2 separate regions of the Homo sapiens genome follow, and region 2 is linked to region 1. Evidence: read pairs that join two places in POLR2A ChIA-PET (ENCODE). Cell type or tissue: Caco-2. All regions are shown on one strand. Links, peaks and the distances in the headings refer to the core of each region. The heading gives the core; the rest is flanking DNA.

The links. ChIA-PET counts read pairs that join two places held together with the same protein. Peaks named below come from ENCODE experiments on the same cell type or tissue, not always from the same donor. Only the 100,000 strongest peaks of a DNase experiment are listed, where the experiment ranks them.
Region 2: POLR2A ChIA-PET joins it to region 1 with 6 read pairs; 2 of 35 experiments call an interaction of 5 or more read pairs at or near these places.

What each region holds. Positions count from the first base shown.
Region 1 is chr2:159,270,804-159,273,734 of GRCh38, forward strand. It overlaps WDSUB1 (WD repeat, sterile alpha motif and U-box domain containing 1), which reads right to left. Exons shown (of 11, transcript NM_001128212.3): 5 at 899-992. Among named protein-coding and RNA genes, the nearest start is that of WDSUB1, 14 kb to the right of the region's middle. RefSeq lists enhancers at 883-1,384, 1,385-1,884. In Caco-2, for the core only: no CTCF peak of the experiment used is centred there; a DNase peak (open chromatin) is centred at 1,608.
Region 2 is chr2:159,673,293-159,676,223 of GRCh38, forward strand. It overlaps a transcript of BAZ2B not described here. Among named protein-coding and RNA genes, the nearest start is that of MARCHF7, 38 kb to the right of the region's middle. In Caco-2, for the core only: no CTCF peak of the experiment used is centred there; no DNase peak of the experiment used is centred there.

The DNA of each region.
Region 1 (2,931 bases), core at 134-2,633:
ATATTTGCAACTAGCAACAAATGGCTCAAATATAAAAATACACACACACACACATACATATATAACAACAAATCAGTAAGAAAAAGATAACCTAGAGAAAAAAATGGGCCGGAGGCATGAACAGGCACTTCATACAAGAGAAAATACATATGGCTAATAAACTTCTGAAAAGGTTCCAACCACTTTGTTCTGGGGAAACGCAAATTAAAACCATAGTAAGGCAACACTACACACTCATCAGAACGGCTAAAATTTTAAACACTCACAATACCAAGTACAGGCTAGGATACAAAACAACACTGCTATAGAAGTATTAATTGTTCAGCCACTTGGAAACTGTTGTTATCTGCCAAAGTTGAAAATGCACGTATTCTATGACTCAGCAAGGCCATTCCTATGTACTTATCTTACAGAAATGCATGAACATGTACACCAGGACATACAATATATTCATAGAATTATTATTGTAATGCCCTCAAACCAGAAACAATCATATAACCATTAACATTAAAATGAACTATTATATATATTATAATGTATCCATGCCATGGAATATTACACAGCAATGAAAATCAAAGGGCCACAGCTCCAGGCAATAATATGAATTAATGTCACAAGTGTAATGTTGGGTACAGGAAGCCTGACAAAATAATTCATATTGCATAATTTGTTTTAGGTCAGTTTTAAAGAAAACAGCAGTAGTGCATATGATCTAACATGTTGTCACCAAAAAGGGGCACTTGCAAGGGGAGGGCTTCTGGGGCAGAACCAGCAATGTTCTATTTCTTGACCTTTGTGGTGGCTCATCAAGCTATTCTTTGAGGTTTCATGTACTTTTCCGTGTGTCTGTTTGATTTCATATAAAAATGGTTTAGGAAAATTAAACCAACTAGCTTACCCTGAGACTAGCATCTGCCCATCATGGGAAAAAGCACAAGCCAGAACAGGAGCACAGTGCCCACTCAGTGTACTTTTATATTTTAATTCAAAACCTGCAAATAACAAGGTAACAGAGATTAGAAAGCTGACCATGCTTAGAATTGATTTTTAAGTCAACACCATTTCACTTATTTATTTAACAAATAATCTTTGAGTGCCTAAAGGACACAAAAATTAAAAATCCTCATGCAGCTCAGATATCTATAAGGAAATAATTGGGATGCAGTGTGATTAACTGGTTTCTGTTGACTAAAGAATAAAGTCAAATTTTTAAAGAATTGAAGTAGCTTTACTCAGAAGTCTTACTGAGGACTACAGACTAAGGCCTATGGCCTGGGAGCTACAGGGCAATCTGTAAGACCACTCCCAAGCAGCGTTTCAGCCCGCTGCGTACATACAGGTGGTAGAGGTTTAGTATGTGCAAAATCACGTCAAACAGAAGTTACATTAAAGCAGAATCACCTCAAGGTCTGGGTTTAAGAGTACATCTGGTTATAGATTTCTAAAGTGCATTCGGTTACGGATTGCAGAAACATGATCACTAACCCCACTGGACGTTATCTCAGGTAAGAAAAGGCAAGGCTGGGCTCATTTATCTTTTAAGGAATGTAGTGACTCAGGGAAGAGACATGGGGGACTCTGTGCTCTCCTCTGTTTTGTCTTCAAGGCATTCCTCCAGAGAGCTGCACATTGTCATAGAGTCGGGGGATTTGTCAAATTATGCTGGCAAGCAGAAAGGAGCAAACATGGCTTCTTGTGTTTGTTACCCTGTCTCACATTTCAAAAGCTCAGTAATGGATTTTAAAAAGCAGTTCAACAAAGGCTAGATGGGGTAATTTCATAACTACCAAAATTTTTAACTTTTAAACTATACCACAATTTTAGTGTCTGATAAAAACAAAATACGCCAATTGCCCAAAAGACTTAAAAAAATGCTTACAATTTTTTAAATCTGGCACTTAAAAATATTTTCTCATCCTGTAAAAAAATACTTTCTCATCCTGTAAATAATCAATGGTAATTTACACATCTTGTAATTCCAATATTATCTTTATAAAATATAACACTCCTACAAAGTATAAAAAGGTATAAAATCCTTTTCATGCTTTTAGAATTACTAAATATAAACATCACAACTACTTTAAAAGTATACTGAGGGAATTCAATATATTTTGGTGACAACCTATAAAAATAAAAAGAAATTGGCAGGGGTTGGGAAAGAAGGAAAAGGAAATACACGAGGGAAATTTATAACTACATCAGACACAATAAAACCTTTTTTGAAGTGTTAAATGTCTTTTAGTGAGGATAACAAGCATTTAACTAAAGAAAAAGGTCATCAGAGTAAGTAAAAGTTTCAAGCTCAAAACAGGAAAAAATATATATTTTTATCTGGGAGAGCAGAGACACACACTAAAGACACCGTGCTAAGTGCTAGAAATACAATGATAAACTTCAAAAGGCTTTAATTCTAACTGGGAACAGAGCAATAAATAGGCATGATTAATCAAACAAAGCAAACATATTAAGTTGCACACCAAATTAAGACTATAAAACTTCAATACAACAATAATAGGTTATGTCCTCAAGTATAAGACCCATATGTCTCTCTACTCCTCCCTACAAATAAGCAAATAATAAGGTACAAATGGTGATAAATGCTTTATGAAAAGATTTTATTTTTATTATTTTTTTTTTGAGAGCATCTCCTTCTGTCACCCAGGCTGGAGTGCGGTGGTACAGTCTCGGCTCACTGCAACCTCCGCCTCCTGGGTTCAAGTGATTCTCCTGACTCAGGCTCCCAAGAAGCTGGGACTACAGGTGTGCACTACCACACCTGGCTAATTTTTGTATTTTTGTCAAGACAGGGTTTCACCATGTTGGCCAGGCTGGTATCAAACTCCTGACCTCAAGTGATCCACCTGCCTCAGCCTCCCAAAGTGCTGGGATTACAGGTGTGAGCCACCACGCCCAGCCTTATGAAAAGTTTTT
Region 2 (2,931 bases), core at 225-2,724, 400 kb after region 1:
TTAAAACTACACTAAGATACCATTTCTTACCTTTAGACCAGTAAAAACTCTAAAGTTTGACAATTACTCTGTTGGTGAGGCTGTGAGGAAATAGGAACTTAACCATTGCTGGTGGGATATAAAATGCTATAATCTCTATAGGGAAGAATTTGGCAACGTCAAACAAAACTACAAAAGTGTTTATCCTTTGATTTAACAATTCCATTTCTGGAATTTACCCTGAATATACAGCTCTAAATGCATAAAAATATGTATGTACAAGGTGATGAATTGTAGCATTATTTGTAATTGCAAACCACAGGAAAAACACATAAATGCTCTTACATTAGTAGGTTAAACTATGGACACCCACAGACTGCACATCACAAATTATGTAGCTGTAAAAAAAAAAATGAAGATATCTATGAACTGATAAAAATATATCCACGATATATTAGCCAAAAATCAAACAAATCAAAACTATAAAAAAGTACATAGAGTAGCTATATTTTCTGAAAGAAATAAGAATATATAATTACATGTGAAGATATACATATTTTCGCACACACACAGAATGAAAACCAAAAAGTAGAACAAACAAATCCTGTAGAGGAATGATAACCAGAAATGAAAAAAACTAGTTATCTAAAGAAGATGAGTGAAAGAGTAGAAGGGACAGAAGAAGGAATGACATTTCATTGATTACATATTTTTGTATAGTTTTTATTTAAGAACATTTAAGAGTAAATGACATAATTAATTTTTTTTTTTAATTTAAAAGAACAGGCACGTCAGATGCAGTGGCTGATACTTGTAATCCCAAGCACTTTGCAAGGCTGAGGTGGGCAGATTGCTTGAGCCAAGGAGTTCAAGACCAGCCTAGGCAACATAGTGAAACCTTGTCTCTACAAAAACTACCTGAGTGTGGTGGCATGTGCCTGTAGTCCCAGTTACTTGGGAGTCTGAGATGGGAGGATCACCTGAGCCCACTAAGTGAGGGCTGCAGTAAGCTGTGATCACACCATTGCACTCCAGCCTGGGCAACGAAGTGAGACTCTGTCTCAGAAAAAAAAAAAAAAGAAAGAAAGAAAAGGAAAAGGAAGGGAAGGGAAGAAAAGAAAAGAAAAGAGAAGAGAAGAAAAGAAAAGAAAAAAGAATGGAGGCTGGGCGCGGTGGCTCATGCCTGCATTCCCAGCACTTTGGGAGGTTGAGGTGGGCCGATCACTTCATGTTATTAGTTGGAGACCAGCCTGGCCAACATGGTGAAACTGCATCTCTACTAAAAAATACAAAAATTAGCCGGGTGTGGTGGCACGCATCTGTAATCCCAGCTACTTGGGAGGCTGAGGCAGGAGAATCACTTGAACCTGGGAGGCAGAGGTTGCAGTGAGCTGAGATTGCGCCATTGCAGTCCAGCCTGGGTGACAAGAATGAAGCTCCGTCTTAAAAAAAAAAAAAAAAGAATGGGGAAAACCTAAAGTTGAATACCTGAAGAAACAAATAAATGTAAGGATTTCTGAATAAATAACATAGCCATATAGAACAAGGAAAATAACTAATCCAAATAATTTCTGAACACAGTATTTGAAGTATATACCTTTCACTGGAAAATAAAGAGAAATGCAAAAATTTCTTGAGCTCTACCTTAAAAGTCTATTGTTTGTAATAACATTGGAGCAGCATTTTTGTATGATTTTGTATTTGTCGCAGCATTAAGCAAATGAGTAAATATATAAAACGCTCTTGGGGAGCCAGAGTACCTCACTGGAAGAGAAGGAACACACAAATACGGAACTGGGGAGGACAAGACAGAATCCTCTCATTTTAGACTGGAATAAGATTTATTATAAGCTGGCACAGAGGCTCTTACTTGTAATCCTAGCACTTTGGGAAGCCTGGGTGGGAGAATCACTTGAGGCCAGGAATTTGAGACTGTCTCTATTATAATAAGTAAATTAAAGAGGCAATAAAATATTAAAAATTTTTTAAAGTTATCAACACATCACACTTCTTCAGTTAAAAAAAAAAACGCACAACAGAATACAGTTTAACAAATGTTAAATGAGCCCATTAACTGTAAAAATCCTCTGATTCCTGAATCATAGATAGGAAAAATTTGTATACATCAGTGAAGCTATTCACTATTTCTGGTGAAGATAGGATATGAGGGAATAAGTTTAAGGTGAAAATATGATAGCAATGTATGTAGAGTTTTATAAAGGGAAACCTCTCCAGTTATAGAATTGTGAAACCAAAGAAAGACAATCTGAAGAAATACTAAAAAACGGATCAATTATTTTTTGGAGATAATTAAGGTACAATTTTATCTAAAATAATGTACAGAAAATGATTCTCCAGATTTCCCCAACTGATTTCATAATTATCTACCTATTTTCATATTTCCCCATATATCATCTCTTTAAAGAATATAACGAAATCCCAGCTTTTCTAAGTGAAAGGTTTCAATTACCTTTGTTTCTTTTTTTTTGAGATCGGGTCTCACTGTCACCCAGGCTGGAGTGCAGTGGCGTGATCCTAGCTCACTGCAACTTCCACCTCACAGGCTTAAGCTATCCTCTCACCTCAGCCTCCCAAGTGACTGGGAATACAGGCGCACCCCCTACGTTCGGCTTTTTCTTTTTTTGAGACGGAGTCTCACTGTCACCCAGGCTGGAGTGCAGTGGTGCGATCTAGGCTCACTGCAACCTCCACCCCCCAGGTTCAGGTGATTCTCCTGCCTCAGTCTCCCGAGTAGCTGGGATTACAGGCACCTACCACCGCACCCGGCTAATATTTGTATTTTAGTAATGATGAGGTTTCACCATCTTGGCCAGGCTGGTCTTGAACTCCCGACCTCGTGATCCACCTGCCTCGGCCTCCCAAAGCGCTGGGATTACAGGCATGAGCCACCACGCCTGGCCTAGGCTAATTTTTTTTTTTTAGTACAGATGA